Regions from separate parts of the Homo sapiens genome. Here region 1 is linked to region 2. The links are chromatin loops, found by intact Hi-C in ENCODE. Cell type or tissue: PC-9. All regions are shown on one strand. Region 1 holds the start of MIR4676 (microRNA 4676). Region 2 overlaps MCU (mitochondrial calcium uniporter).

Region 1 (8,000 bases), 81 kb before region 2:
TACAGTTAAAATACCAGTCAGGGTAATGGAAATTGAGGACCAGAGTTATTCAAGGATCACAGAGCAAATCAGTGTTCTACTACTGAAATCAGAGGGTAGGTCTCCTGCCTCCTTTCCTAGGGTTCCTTTTGCTAGGTCTCACAACATATTAGGCGATGCTTGTTTTCCCTACTATTTGAAAGGTGCACAGTCTATTTCCTTTCTCTCTCTCTCTCTTTTTTTTTTTTTTTGCCCCTGAAGTAAAAGCAAAGACTCAATGATTTAAACCACAAAGATATGGTTGTTAAGAGTATCGGTCTTAATTGGAGTTTGGATGCTTTTATTGTTTGAAGATAACTAGGGGATTGCTTCTTTTTTTTTTTTTGGAGATACAGTCTCGCTCTGTCGCGCAGGCTGGAGTGCAGTGGCACGATCTCGGCTCACTGCAACCTCTACCTCCCGAGTTCAAGCAATTCTCCTACCTCAGCCTCCTAAGTAGCTGGGTTATAGGCGCCCGCCACCACGCCCGCTTAATTTTTGTACTTTTAGTAGAGACGGGCTTTCACCATGTTGGCCAGGCTGGTCTCAAACTCCTGACCTCAGGTGATCCACCCGCTTCAGCCTCCCAAAGTGCTGGGATTACAGGTGTGAGCCACTGTGCCCAGCCGGGATTGCTTCTTAATGAGTCACTAAGTGCTTATAGTATATACTCAGAAAGGTTGGCTTAGATGGAATAAAAAAAGAAGTTAGAGCCTTGTTCATAATTTTGAAGCTAGGAGCAAAACTAAAATTGGCATAGATAGAATGCTTTCCTCATATATCTATGTATCTAAGACCATAGATAGAAAGTATATTTGTGTATGTGTGTGTGGGTATGTGTGTCTAACAGCTTTAAAAGTGCATCTGGATTGCGTTTTGAAAGGAGTTTAGCAGGTGTATTACAATCTGTAGATTATGTTGCAGAGTTTTAATTGGACTTTTAAAAATAAATTTTATTTTTGAACAGTTTTAGATTTACAAAAAAATGGCAAAGATCTTACACAGAATCCCCATATATCCCTCACCTTCTTCTATTATTAACATTTTACATTACTTTGGTACATTTGTTACAATTAACAAACCAATCTTGATACATTATTATTAACTAAAGTCCATACTGTATTCAGATTCCCTTAGTTTTTGCCTAGTGTTCTTTTTCTGTTCTTGGATTAAAGGAATTTTTATTAGCATGTTCGTTGAAATAGGAGACATTTATATGATCACCTGAAGGTTAGGCTAGTTCTGAAGTCCCTTTCAATTTCCAAGAGTCTATTTAAATGAGTACAACAGGCAAAGTTTGGACTTGTAATGTTTATATTCTCCTGTTAGGTGTTGGGAAAAAAAATTGTTACTTTATCTTATTGATAGTAATGGCTCTTCAATTGTTTCTAAATTTTAGCATCATCAATTTCAGAAAGGACAAGATGGATTTGGTTACTTCTGTCATTAAGTATCATATGCTAAATTGCTGGTGAAAATATTCTAAAGTAAATTGCCTCCTTTGGGAATGATGTGGATCAACTATCCTACGTCAATAAGTTTTTTCCCGCTGAAAGTAGTTTTGGAGTCCATACCTTCTGATGAATCTATTAATCATTCATATTTCCCTATGAAGATTTAAAAATATTTATTCCTTAAAAGTTCATTAGTTATTTACAAAAGTTGAACACATGCATGCCCTATGACTCAGGAGTTCCATTTCTAGGTTTATACAAAACAGAATTATGTGTCTATCTATATTCACCAAAAGACCTGGACAAAAATGTTCATGGCAGGACTGATAGTCCAAACTGGAATTTTCCAAGTGCCCATCAACAGTAGAATAAGTATATAATTTGTGACATAACCACATAATGAGTATTGAACAGTGATCAGAATGAACAGGTTACAACTACATATAAAAATGCATGGTTCTCACAAATAATATGATGAACAAAAGAAGCCAGACACTAACAGTGTATGATTCCATTTATATGAATTCAAAAGCAGGTAAAACTAATCAATAGTGTCAGAAGTCAGGAGACTGATCACCTTTGTTGGGGGTTTGGGGAAAGTGTTTGACAGAGGGTATGAAGGGGGCTCCTGGGGTGCTAGTAATGTTCTGTCTCTTGGTTTAGGCATTGGTTACATGGGTGGGTTCATTTTGTGAAAAAATTATCAAGTTTATACTTTTTCATTTACATGTTATTCAGAAAGTATATACAAAAAGTATTAAAAGTATTAGCAATTCTGGAAAACACACAGCATTTCACTGTTAACATTTAAAGGATATGTAGAGAACCAGTTGAGCAAATGAACCTTTTATCTTAGAATATATGCTGTCAGAATTATAGGATTATCAAGGTACCATTATGTTACTGGAGCTGTTACAGTCTTAGTCTTATTTGTATTATAAGAAGAATAAAGTAGCTGATGTTAATAATCTGTTGTTATTGTAACCAGGTTTTTGAGATGCCCCAAAGAAGGACATCTTTTCCTTTTGGTCTGTTTTGATTCACCAAGTCAAAACGTTCAGGTATTCTTTTAGTACAGTAAAGAATGATCGGTCAAATAGTTGTGCATTTGGAATATTCATGTGTTTACGAGTGCTGGTATGTGTTCCTTCCCACTGATTGTTACATCAGCAAGTGAGCTGTAGTCTTGGTTGTGTGTGTATTTTACATGTTCTTTTGGCTTTAAGGTATCACTTAACATAACCAGAATGTAGAATTTTCTTCCCAAACAGAGCTCTTTTTGTGATTTTTCTTATTGTCACTTTTGGTTTTTCCAGTGACTTGAGGATAAATCACCTCAGGCATTTATCCTTTATATTACAAACATACAATTATATTCTCTTAGTTATTTTAAAATATACAATTAAATTATTATTGGCTATAGTCACCCTGTTGTGCTATACAATTCTAGGTCTTATTCATTCTTTTAATTATTTTGTGCCCATTAACCATTGCCACTTCCCAATCATTTTTATTGATTGATTAGTTGATTGATTGAGATGGGAGTCTTGCCGTGTGGCACAGGCTGGTCTTGAGCTCCTGGCCTCAAGTGACCCTCCCACTTCAGCCTCCTGAGTAACTGGGACTGATTACAGGTGCAAAATACTACGCCCATCTAATTAAATTTTTTTTTTTGGAGAGACAAGGTCTCACTAGGTTGCCCAGCTGGTCTTGCACTCCTAGCCTCAAGCAATCCTTCCACTATGGCCTGGGATTACAGGCATGAGTCACTGTGCCTGGCCAATAATGTTTCTGATAACCAGTGACTGCTTACTAACTTTCAGGTTGTGTGACATGCCATACATACATGATTTTATTTCATTTATTCTGTGCACCAGTCCTATAAAGTAGGTACTATAATTTCTACTGCTGAAGAAATAAAGACAGGAAGGTTCTATGTAACTTGCTCAAGCTAGTAAGTGATGGAATTAGGAATTCAGGTATATGTCTGCATACTTCCCAGTTGTAACCTCTGTCTCCCCATGCTCCTGAATGCCATGAATAGATTACTCCTTAATCACCAAGTGCATTCCCACCTTTTTCTTAGCCCTTTCACTTTGCAGATCCACTGACTATTAGGCCCTGACTTGTTCCGTTTGTTCCTTTCTCATCATCTCACTCTATCCATCCTTCAAGGCACAGCTCAAGTCCTATCTGTTCAGTGACTTCTTCCTTCTCCTTTCCAATTTATAGAATACTCCTTAGCCCTGCCACACATTTTATACTTCCATTGTGTTGAATCTATCTTTTTATATACGGATGCTTTAGTTTAAACTTCAGATTGTAACCTCCTTGAGGAAAGGGCTTGGATTACAGATTTTACTTGTATTCTCTGCAGTGTCTTATAATAGATGTTCAACAAATGTATATGTTGATCAATTGAAATGATAATAGAACCCTTAATAGCTGAAGATATGTAACGTGCATCTAAGACTCCTGGTTATTTGAGCTTCTTGAAGTACTTTATACATCCAACTAACAGTCTTAATTCAGAACCAGGAATGACATGTTTAGGTTAGAGTTAGATACTGATTTCTAGACAGGAAGCTTAGTAATTGTTGCTACATACTGATCCAAGTAAGAATAGTTCTTTATATCCAGAGCCTGAATGAAAGAGCCAGTGGTGAGACAGTGAGTTGATTACTTCTCACTGTTTCACCACTGGCTCTTTGGTTCATGCTAACAATGTATCTCACCTAGATTATATTAACAGCTTTCTAATTAGTCTCCCTGCTTTTGTTCTTTCTTACCTCTGGTCGTAATTCAGCAGTGGGAATGATGACATCAGGCAGAAGGAGACTTATTCAGTAGCTTCTGATCTCACTCAGTAAAAGACAAAGTTCTTCAAGGGGCCTACAGGTAGTGACAATAAACTGGCTCTCTGGAGGGGGAAAAGGTTCTGATTTGTAGCATTTGCCTGTTTTACTGGTATAATTACTCCCACTCTGGCTGATTCAAAGTTCTAGAATGTACAGCAATCTGCTCCCCAGTCAATATCGGCTTCAGCACATCACTGTTGAACATTTGGCTCCCCGTCTGACTCCCATCTGCTGCCACTTTCCCTCTTGCCCACTCCATTTTGTGATACTGACCTCCTTGCTATTCCTCAAACATGCTGAACATGCACCTACCTCATAGGATTTTTGCACTGCAGTTTTCTATCATTAGAATGCTTTTCTCCTGAATATATACAGGTTTTCTTATTTCTTTTCCCTCTTGAGTCTCTGCTGAAATATTATATTCTCAGTAAGGTCTTCCATGATCTCCTTGCATGAAAATTTTATTTTATTGGTTGTTCTGAGATGATTTTAATATACACTACAGTGTTTTTGTAGTCATCTAGTGCCTTGCTGTAGTGATGCATTACTGCTATTTCTAGGCAATGTCATCTGTGGGTGGGCATAATGGTTATATTTGCTGTTGAGACTTAAAAAGAAGCATTTCATTTTGTTTGAAACGAAAATATCTGTGATACATATAAACAAATCAGTTTGGGCCTCTTATTGGTAATTGCAACTTGAATTACTATCCACTTAGGCTCCTTATGGGGAATGCAACAATATTTATGGTTAAGTGTACATTTGATAGTATATTGTTCTCACAGTAACATCATTGTGGGTTTGAAGATCTGTGCTAAGTTATGAAACAATGGAATTTATACACTTTATTTGAAGATAAATTGGGTTTATAGGGAATTCTTGGTATAAATATTAACGTGTAGATTAGTATAACATACTGTTTATTATAATTAGAAAAAGCTGTGGGCACTTAAATCCCAGCTACTTGGGAGGCTGAGGCAGGAGAATCACTTGAACCCGGGAGGCAGAGATTGCAGTGAGCGGAGATTGCACCTTTGCACTCCAGCCTGGGCAACAAGAGTGAAACTCCATCTCAAAAAAAAAAAAAAAAAAAAAAAAAAAGGTACATGACTTCTTATGAACTAGATGCCACCTTTTCCCCTTAACCTCAGCTGTTTCTTTTTCTTTTCTGTTTTATTAAGGAACTTTAACCTCCCGCTTGACTTAGTCTAGGCATAGCTAATATTACAGTGAGGTAACAAGATTGAGTTGTAGTTATTGGCACTTTTTTCTTTCTTTCTTTTTTTTTTTTTAACATGCAACTATTTTTACAAGCAAAATTCTAGTGTAACCAGAGTTGAAAACATGATAGCTATAGTTACTTTTTAAAAATTAATTTTTCAGGGGTAACTTTGACAACCCATTTTTGGGGGGAGTTTGATTTATAAGTCAAAGAAGAGAGTAGCTTGCACTGAAAGTTGCTACTTCTTCCTGTTAGATGATTAAGAAATAGAGACAAAATCTGTTTCTTTTTTATGAGGCCTTTTGTTACTTTCTTGGGTGACATTTTAAATAAAATTTGCATTATTTCTTTTCTCAAGACTACTGGACATGGGAGAAAAAGTCCCTTTTCCTTATCAAAGCTTAATTTCCTTTATTCTATTACTGTTATCTTCAGAAAATGTTTATTTTTGGCTGGGTGTGGTGGCTCACGCCTGTAATCCCAGCACTTTGGGAGGCTGAGGCAGGTGGATCATGAGGTCAGGAGATCAAGACCATCCTGGCTAACATGGTGAAACCCCATCTCTACTAAAGATACAAAAAATTAGCTGGGTGTGGTGGCAGGTGCCTGTAGTCCCAGCAACTTGGGAGGCTGAGGCAGGAGAATGGCATGAACCCAGGAGGCGGAGCTTGCAGTGAGCCGAGATTGGGCCACTGCACTCCAGCCTGGGCGACAGAGCGAGATTCTGTCTTAAAAAAAAGAAAAAAAGAAAATGTTTATTATCTAGTCTTTTTTTTGCAGCTAAGTTTTTAAAAATTAGCAAATTTGTCAGAACGAAGATTAAATTAATAAACTTAGTTTTCTGTTCTATATATGATGCTATGATTCTTATTTTTTCTAACATATTCAGAATCATTCATTTTTAAAAAATTTCTTTCTATGATAAAAGTACTAAATCTTTTATCATAGAAATTGAGATGTACAGAAAAATGGAAGAAAGAAAAAGTGCTACTCAGAGACAACCATTGTTAACATTTTTATGTATTTCCTTTTAGACATTTTTTAATGGAATTCATCTTGCTTTGATAAAAGAATAGGTCATCTTTATATACAACATAAAACCATATAACTTACCATCGAAGATGACTCAAAGAAGAAAAAAACCCATGTAACTATATTTTGCTTTTTTTGCTCAGCATTATACCAAATATTTAACAAACTTGTCATACACATTTAATGGCAGCATAATATTCCAGAGTGGCTGTATCAGTATTTGTGCTTGCAACGTGCTTTTCAAAATATATATATTTTTTGGTAGCACATTTGAGGATTTTAAAGGTAAACATTCTTTCCTCGTTTTCACCTGATGACTTTTGTAGTTTGTTGCTCTGCAGATAGAATAGGTTACCGCCCTCACCATGTTCTTTTACACTCACAAGTAACAGCCACAAATTTTAATAATGTTATTCAGAACATCTTTAAAAGTCCATCTGTTTCAGATGGTATCTTCGAGAACGTTTAACACAAACTGTCAGATTCTTCTAAGGTCATTGGAAAGCCCATCCTTTTGTCTCTAGATTTGCTCATCAAGAATATTAAGAAATAGCTTGTGATTCTTTAATATAGTTATGTAGATATACTATATTTTTAAAAAATCAATTCCCTATTACACATGTATGTTGTTTCCAGTCTTTTGCAGTTATTTGCATTGCTATGGTGAATAACCTTGTGCATTCATCATTGCTTGTGTATGAGTTTATAGAATGTATTCCTTGAAGTAGAAGGTATCAGAATTACTCTCTGCTTACATCTTTGCCAATACAATGTGGTACTAAACTTTCTGACTGGTGAAAAAATGGTATCTCAATGAAGCTTTAATATGTTTTTCTCGTATAAGTGAAGTGAGATTCTTTTAAAAGTACTGTCTTTCCCTTTGCTGTGAACTAAAACTCATGTTCCTTAACTCTCATAGAGATGTTGGTCTTTTTCTTTGTAATTTGTGGGAGTTCTTTGTATATTAGGGAAACTAATCCTTTGTGATTTTAACTGCATTTCTACCACCACCCCCTCCCCCACAAGTTTGTCACTTTTTAACATTTTAAGTCCTTTAAGTCTGAATCTGGACATTCAACTCTTAGGCACATTTAAAGGGCTGTATTATATATGAAAGTAGGGAACTACCTGTAAATGTTGCCAAGTAAATACAGTATTAGTCCTGAACATATTTGAAGACAGCTATGTGGATGAAGGTTAGATTAGATTTATTCCTTCTCTTTATGGAGAAGCAAATTGCAGCTCAGCATATGGAAGAATTTTCTCTTATTAGATCAGCTTCAAAATGGAATGGAAATCCTTTGGAATAGATGGATTCTTCGTTACTAGATTTGTTATTGGGAAGGAGATGCCAGCCTTTTCCCCAGTTCATTGCACAAAATAAGCACTTAGTGTTGAATAAACGAATCTTTGGGG
Region 2 (8,000 bases):
TTTAGATAGCCCCTTAATAGCTGTTAGACCTTGTACATTATCTAACTTCCATGAGCTTCAGATTGACCAAAAAAAAGTACTAATATATAGTTCAATATATTGAGGTTCAAAAATTTTTTAATTATTCTGCTCTATTACAGAGGTAATACATACTCAATGATGTATAAAATTTGGACAATACATAAATGCATAAGGAAAAATGTGCCTATAATGCATACAAAGAAAATAAAACTGTACATAACACGTAAAGGCAGAAAAATTACTCAGTGGGATAGTTTTACTAAACTGAATGCATAAATGGGGAAAAAATACCCATAATCCCAACATCCAAAGGTGCCCACTATTTGTTTGTTTGTTTGTTTGAGATGGAGTCTCGCTCTGTTGCCAAGGCTGGAGTGCAGTGGCGCAATCTCAGCTCACTGCAACCTCTGCTTCCTGGGTTCAAGCAATTCTCCTGCCGCAGCCTACCAGGTAGCTGGGATTACAGGTGCATGTCACCATGCCCGGCTAATTTTTGTATTTTTAGTAGAGGCAGGGTTTCACCATGCTGGCCAGGCTGGTCTCGACTTCCTGACCTCGTGATCCATCCGCCTCAGCCTCCCAAAGTGCTGGGATTACAGGCGTAATCCTAGCATTTTGTATGCTCCTCTCAGGACTTTTTTTCTATATGTATTTAGTTGTTGTTGTTTTTCTTGTTTTTTTTTAGAAATCTTTTCTTACTGGAGTAGTATGTGTTGTTTATAAGTCAAAATAATACAGAAGTGTTACAGAGCAAAAAGTGAAAGCCCTCTCATTAGCAGTTTGATATACATTCTTTCAGACTTTTCTCAGTGCATATACAATGTGTGGATATAATTTAATCTAAAGTATAGAATCATACTGTATATTTTGAATATAAAATCAAACTATATTTAATTTTATAACTTAATTTTTATACCTAAGATTCTGTAATATACTTTGACAGTTGTGTATGTGGATCAACTTGATTCTTTTATTTTTATTTTTTATTTTTTCGAGACGGAGTCTCACTCTGTCACTCAGGCTGGAGTGCAGTGACCTGATCTCGGCTCCCAGGTTCAAGCGATTCTCCTGCCTCAGCCTCCCGAGAAGCTGGGACTATAGGCGCCCGCCACCACGCCCAGCTAATTTTTGTATTTTTAGTAGAGACGGGGTTTCACCATATGGCCAGGCTGGTCTCGAACTCCTGACCTTGTGATTCACCCGCCTCAGCCTCCCAAAATGCTGGGATTACAGGCGTGAGCCATCACGCCCGGCCTCAACCTGATTCTTTTTAAAAGCTATGTAGTTTTCATTGTATTGATATAATTTATTAGATGATTTCCAAATATTCACTATAATTAATAGTATTACAGTGAACATTCATTCATTTAATAAATATTTAATGATTACCTGCTGTGTGCCAAGCACTATTTTTGGTGTTGAAAACTGTGGTAAACAAATGTTAAGTTCCAGCCTTCACAAAGCTGTTCTCTGTAAGCACTCCTAGCTTTGTGTACTCGTGACAATTTCAATATATAACATTTTTTTTTTTTTAAACAAGATGCGGTCTCACTATGTTGCTCAGGCTGTACTTGAATTCCTGGGTTCAACTGATCCTCCCTCCTCAGCCTCCTGAGTAGCAGGGATTACAGGTACATGCCACTATGCCCAACTCAGAACATTTTTTGTAAACAGAATTTTTGGGGCTAAGAGTTCACATTAGATACTGCTAAATCTCTCTAATCTTTTCTCATCTGATAGAAAAAAAAAGGTAAAGCAAAACCCATGTCATTGTTTTTAATAAATGTCATTATTATTAAGATTAAACTTTTTTTTATGTCATTGGCCATTTGTATTTCTTATTTTACGAATTACCTATTCATATTTTAAGGATCACAAATAATATCTGATAAGTAATAATACATTGCTTTTGAAACATATTAGACATATAACATTTGGTTGGATGATTACAGTTCCTATTATTTCATTTATTAATAATCAGTCTTGACAAATACAAGTTCAGCATCTCTAATTCAAAAATCCAAAATCTGAAATGCTCCAAAATCCAAAACTTCTTGAGTGCTGACATGACATGCCAAGTGGAACATTTCACACCTGACCTCATGTAACATGCTGCAGTCAAAACGCAGGAACACAACACACAGTTTGTTCAGGGATCTTAAGGCAAAAAGACCCTCCCCCCAGTGCCTTCCAGTTGCGATGTGTCTTTTCCAAGCACAGCATGATGGTGATGCCAAACAACCACAAATTGTCCACATGGTGGCCGAGATAGTTGAAACCTTTTGCTTTCTGATGGTTCAGTGTATAGACTTTGTTTCCTGCCCACAGTTATTTAAAATATTGTATAAAGTTATCTTTAGCCTATGTGTATAAGGTGTATATGAAACATAAATGAATTTTGTGTTTAGATTTGGGTCCCATTCCCAAAGTATCTCAATATGTGTGAGAGAATATTTCAAAATCCAAAGAATTTTGAAATCTGAAACACTTTTGGTCCCAAGGATTTTAGATAGAGAATACTCAACCGGTAATGCAAAACAGATGGAAAAGCCTGTTGGTCATGTATCAAGATTTATTTACTGAATGACTTAATGAGTCCATATATCTTCCAAAAACCCTGTCTGTAGATTACAGCCTCTGAATTGTTCTTTCAATTTGAAAGGCTGAGAATCACTGATAACAAAAGCAAACATCCTGTAACAGAATACTGAATACAAGAGAGAGCTGTGCCTTCCTAAAGAAATTTTTGAATTCATTTGTGTTTGGATGATCTTTTTTAACCTTGCCGTCATGCATTTTTAATTGATATAATTTACACACAATGAAGTACACAATCTAAGGTGTTGGATTATTTTTTAAATAGTTTCACTGAGGCCTAGCACGGTGGCTCACACCTTTAATCTCAACAGTTTGTGAGGCCAGAAGTTCGAGACCAGCCTGGGCAACATAGCAAGACCCTGTCTCTACAAAAAAATTAAAAAATTCGCTGGGCATGGTGGAACACACCTGTAGTCCTAGGTACTTGAGAGGCTGAGGTGGAAGGCCGGAAGTTTGAGGCTACAGTGAGCTATGATTGATTGCACCACTGCACCCCAGCCTGAACGATAGAGTGAGACCCTGTCTCTTAAAATAAAAAAGTTTCACTGAAGTGAGAAACCAAAAATTTTAGTGTATTTTCACTAATTTGTGGGGGTGGGGATAGGTAGAGGCCATATTCATAGTACTTTGGGCAGTGTTCTCTAGAAAATTTATAGTACTTTTCGTGTTATTATACACTATCACCTATTAAGGTAAGTATTTGGTTAAAGTGCTGTAGAAATGGAGGTGATGAGAGGTTCTCATTGATTACATAATTTCCTAGATAGTATTAACTCATAATGCTTTCTTTTTTTTTTTTTTTTTTGCTGAAAGTATTTTTTAAAGTTAGTAATTGGTTCTGTTGATTTTATAGGTACAGTGTAGTGAATGTAAGTGCCAGCCAGTACTGGAGCTAACATTAGAACTTTACCCTTCTGACTGTAGTTTCATGTTCTTCACATAAACCCTACTTCTGCTTGAGAGGCTTGGACTGACTCTGACCCACAGACTTCTCAGATTATTTTTGATAATTCTTTGCCAGTTTGTTTTCTTTAAAATTGCTACTTCATTCTAACATCCTGTTTCCTGATGAGTCTAGGTTCAAGGTAACTAGGTAACTCTTTTTTTCTTTTTTTTTTTTTTTAATACGCGGTCTCATTCTGTCACCCAGGTTGGAGTGCAGTGGTGTGATCTTGGCTCACTGCAACCTCTACCTCCCAGGCTCAAGCGAACCTCTTGCCTCAGCCTCCCGGGTAACTGAGACCACAGATACACACCACTATGCCTGGCTAAGTTTTTGTATTTTTGGTAGAGACGGGGTTTTGCCATGTTGCCCTGGTTTGTCTTGAACTCCTGAGCTCAAGCAATCCACCCACCTCGGCCTCCCAAAGTGCTAGGATTATAGGTGCTAGCCACTGTGCCCAGACCTAGGTAACTCTTAATTGTGTTTTTACACATTTGTGTGGCATTTCCTTTAAGCCACCTATGTGGTCTTTGAGGAATTGTGATACCAAGCGTTCAACACAAAACTGGAAACTTCCACTATTGAGAGGTTCATCCATTCTGTCCTGAAGGACAACAGGCATTTCCTGCTGTCCTTCTAGGTTTAACTTGTACCTCTTCAGGAGGCACATGGTTCTGGAGGGGCAGGTTTGTAGTGTTCCTGAGGATTTTCCCTGCCTCCTTTTAAACGATCATCTATCATTGCTTCAGTAGCTTTAGCATTTTCGGTGAGTCTTTTGATTCAGTAAAGTATAGAGTAGGGATAAAGAATAAACAAGACAAATTTTATTAGCCTCGTTTTCATTTAAAAATAATATTGTACTTAATTGAAATATAAATGAGCGCTGTTTGAGCTTTCTTTAAAAAAAAAAAAAAAAAAGATGAGTGACTCAGAGCTAACCACTCTGGCTAGAGCTTCTGAATGATGTCTTAAAAGTTCTCCAATAAAACTGACAAGAACAAGGCTGACAAATTTGTAATTTCATCAGAAACTGAGCAAAAGGAAATTTATGGTAAAGATAAATACTTATCCATTGTAGACCATTGGATAGCCACTGCTCTCAGAGCCTGCCTTGCTGAAATATATTCAGTGTGTATATACATACAAAATATTCAGCCTTTGCTTTAAAAGGCAAATAGAACACTATTCCTTTGTATAATCCTTAAAGCTTCACTTTCTGGTTTGTGTTTTATGCCTTTATTTGAACACTAAAACAATATTTGTTTATATGTATATCCCCTTATTCTATATGAAAGATGATCTGGTAAATCTGTTAAATCCTTTACAAAAACATCACCACTCAAACTTACTTTGAAATATTTGCAACTCCTGAGTAATTATGTTGAGTAGCATTTCACTATAGTTTAACCAACAGTGGTTTCATTCCCTGTACAGACATTAGATCGTGTACCAAAAGAATTGTATCTTATTTCACGTATTACTCATGACTCATTGTTTCTGTATTTCACCGAAAATAGACTAATACTCCTTTTCTCCTCTTCTCCTTTGTGGATTTTATTGTAAGAGAAGATAGGCTTAAAACAGAATAATTTTCAGGAGCAAAATTACGTGGGTTTTTCCATCTGGGTAATCCATTTTGGCTTTTATTATTGTGGAGGAGAATATAGCTCATACAGTAGATGGTTTGTTGTTTCTTTTTCCTGCTTGTATTTTTTTTTTAAGAAATGATTTCTTCACAAAATCAGCAACAATTCTCCTTGAATTTTTCTTGTATTTCTTCATCCAGTTGGCTCTCATTTTCCCCCATCTTCTGCTTGCCTATTGTGATACTCAGTGAGCCTGAGGAGCTACAGAACTTTCATTTAAAAATGCAGAAATAGAAACAATTGACAAATGCTTGCCACAAAGAAAAAATTCCAAACTCAAAAATCTGGCCTGTTTAATTTGTTCTGCAGTAGTGTCCTCTGCTATTAATTTATTTATGCAAGCTGTAAAGTCTGAGAAAAGGCTTCTGTTTTTAAAGGCTTTTCAGTTTCTGTTCTCCAATTTTTTTTGTAATAAACTTCCATTTCATATTCTTCTTAATATTTTATTATGAAAGTTGAAAACCTTTATGAAAGTTGGAGTAATGGTTTAATGAATCCCATGTACCCAGTACCTAACTTCATCAGTTACCAACACATAGCCTATCTTATTTCATTTTTACCCCCACTCATTTTTTTGCACACACACAAAATACTGGATTGTTTTATGGAAATTATTTATTGTTTTTCTGTAAATACTTCAATATATTTCTCTGACATGTAAGGGTAGCCACAATACCATAATTAAATCTAAAAATATTAACAGTATTTTTAATATCATAGAATATCTAGTCATGTTTAAATTTTTCTGATTGTCCCATAAATTTACACTTAGCTCATTTTAAATGGAATCCAAACAAGGACCAGACATTGTATTCTTTCTTAATCTGTAGGATCCTTCTCTTTGTTTTTGGAATGTAAGTAAATATATATATATATATATATATATATATATATATATATATATATATATATATATATAAAATAAGAGTGCCAACAATTTACATTTTTTTTTTTTGAGACAGAGTCTCTCACTCAAGCTGGAGTGCAATGGCACAGTCTTGGCTCACTGCAACCTCCACCTCCTGGGTTCAAGTGATTCTCGTGCTTCAGCCTCCCAAGTAGCTGGGATTACAGGTGCCCACCACCATATCTGGCAAATTTTTTTGTATTTTTAGTAGAGACAGGGTTTCACCATGTTGGCCAGGCTGGTCACAAACTCCCAACCTCAGGTGATCTGCCCGCCTTGGCCTCTCAAAATACTAGGATTACAGAAGTGAGCCATCACGCTCGGACAATTTACCTATTTTTAAAGTCAACAAATGGCTCAAATACCACAAAATCCAGAAGAAAAACAAAACATTTTAATTAATTACCTGATACACTTCTATAATACTTTTTGTTCCTGCTTTGTCTTCATACTCTTTGATCACTTCTTCATGTGACAAAGATTTTCTAATATAATTTCTTATAGAGAATAAACCTAATTCAGCCTTTTTCCTAACATAGTTGATTGAAATTTGTTTTTTTGTTGTAGATCACATGCAAAAAAACTGGCAAATTCACATACAGTCACAGTCATTGTAGTATTAATGCACACAGAAGAGTATCAGTTCTATTTTGTGTGATTCCCAACAAAAATGAAAACAAAGTATGTTGCATTGTAATTGTATCCACGTCTTAGCCGATAAATTTCTTCTTACTTATTGGTTGATTGATTGATTGGCTGTGTGCAGTGGTGTGATCACAGCTCACTGCAGCCTCAATCTCCCAGGCCCAAGCGATCTTGCCACCTCAGCCTTCCAAGTAGCTGGGACTACAGGTGTGTGCCACCAGGCCTGGCTAATTTTTTATTTTTTGTAGAGATGAGGATTTGCTGGTTGCCCAGGCTGCTCTCAAACTGCTAGACTCAAGTGATATTCCTGCCTCTGCCTCCCAAAGTTGTGGAATTACAGGCATGAGCCACCTCACCTGGCCCTAGTTTGTTTCTTTCTTTCTTTCTTTCTTTCTCTTTCTTTCTTTCTTTCTTTCTTTCTTTCTTTCTTTCTTTCTTTCTTTCTTTCTTTCTGTCTCTCTCTCTCTCTCTTTCCTTCCTTCCTTCCTTCCTTCCTTTCTTCCTTTCCTTTCCTTTCCTTTTTCCTTTCCTTTTTCCTTTCCTTTCTTCTTTTTTTTTGGAGACAGGGTCTCGCTCTGTTGCCCAGGCTGGAGTGTAGCAGTGTGGTCTTGGCTTACTGCAACCTCTGCCTCCTGGGTTCAAGTGATTCTCATGCCTCAGCCTCCCGTGTAGCTGGGACTACAGGTGCCTGCCACCATGCCCAGCTAATTTTTTGTATTTTAGTGACAACAGAATTTCACCATATTGTCCAGGGTGGTTGAACTCCCAAGCTCAGGCAATCCGCCCACCTCAGCCTCCCAAAGTACTGGGATTACAGGTGTGAGCCACCTCACCCGGCTGCCCTAGTATATTTCTGATGACAGAGAACTTCCATTTTGATAAGGTGTCAATGAGAACCCAATCCTTTGCTTACAGTTTACCCCCTTTTTTTCCCCCTTGCCATTTATTTGTTGAATAAACCAATTCAACTGTGCTATAGAAAGTCCCTGTGGAATTTGCTAGTCATCTATATATTTACCCATCTAATAAATATTTATTGAGAGTCTGTTATGTACAGGCACTTCCTGCTTTCATAGAGCAACAGTCTAGTAGATGAACAAACACTGATCATCTCACGATTAAATATAGAATTTTAATTTCATAAGCACTTAGAAGAGAGATGTGAAGAAAACTTTAAGAGCATTTCATAAGGGATTTGACCTATTCTAGTTATCAAGGAGGTGGTAATTGAATGAGGTCT

Evidence for each region. Peaks named below come from ENCODE experiments on the same cell type or tissue, not always from the same donor. Only the 100,000 strongest peaks of a DNase experiment are listed, where the experiment ranks them.
Region 1: a loop joins it to region 2, with 1.9 times the contacts of the local background. A loop is called at or near these places in 4 of 110 quality-filtered maps.

What each region holds. Positions count from the first base shown.
Region 1 is chr10:72,716,913-72,724,912 of GRCh38, forward strand. All of the region lies in intron 1 of MCU (mitochondrial calcium uniporter), which reads left to right. MIR4676 (microRNA 4676) reads left to right here and starts at 4,117; the gene lies at 4,117-4,188. In PC-9, no CTCF peak of the experiment used is centred here; a DNase peak (open chromatin) is centred at 3,219; H3K27ac peaks cover 2,160 bases.
Region 2 is chr10:72,797,948-72,805,947 of GRCh38, forward strand. All of the region lies in intron 1 of MCU (mitochondrial calcium uniporter), which reads left to right. Among named protein-coding and RNA genes, the nearest start is that of MIR4676, 81 kb to the left of the region's middle. In PC-9, no CTCF peak of the experiment used is centred here; no DNase peak of the experiment used is centred here; H3K27ac peaks cover 2,990 bases.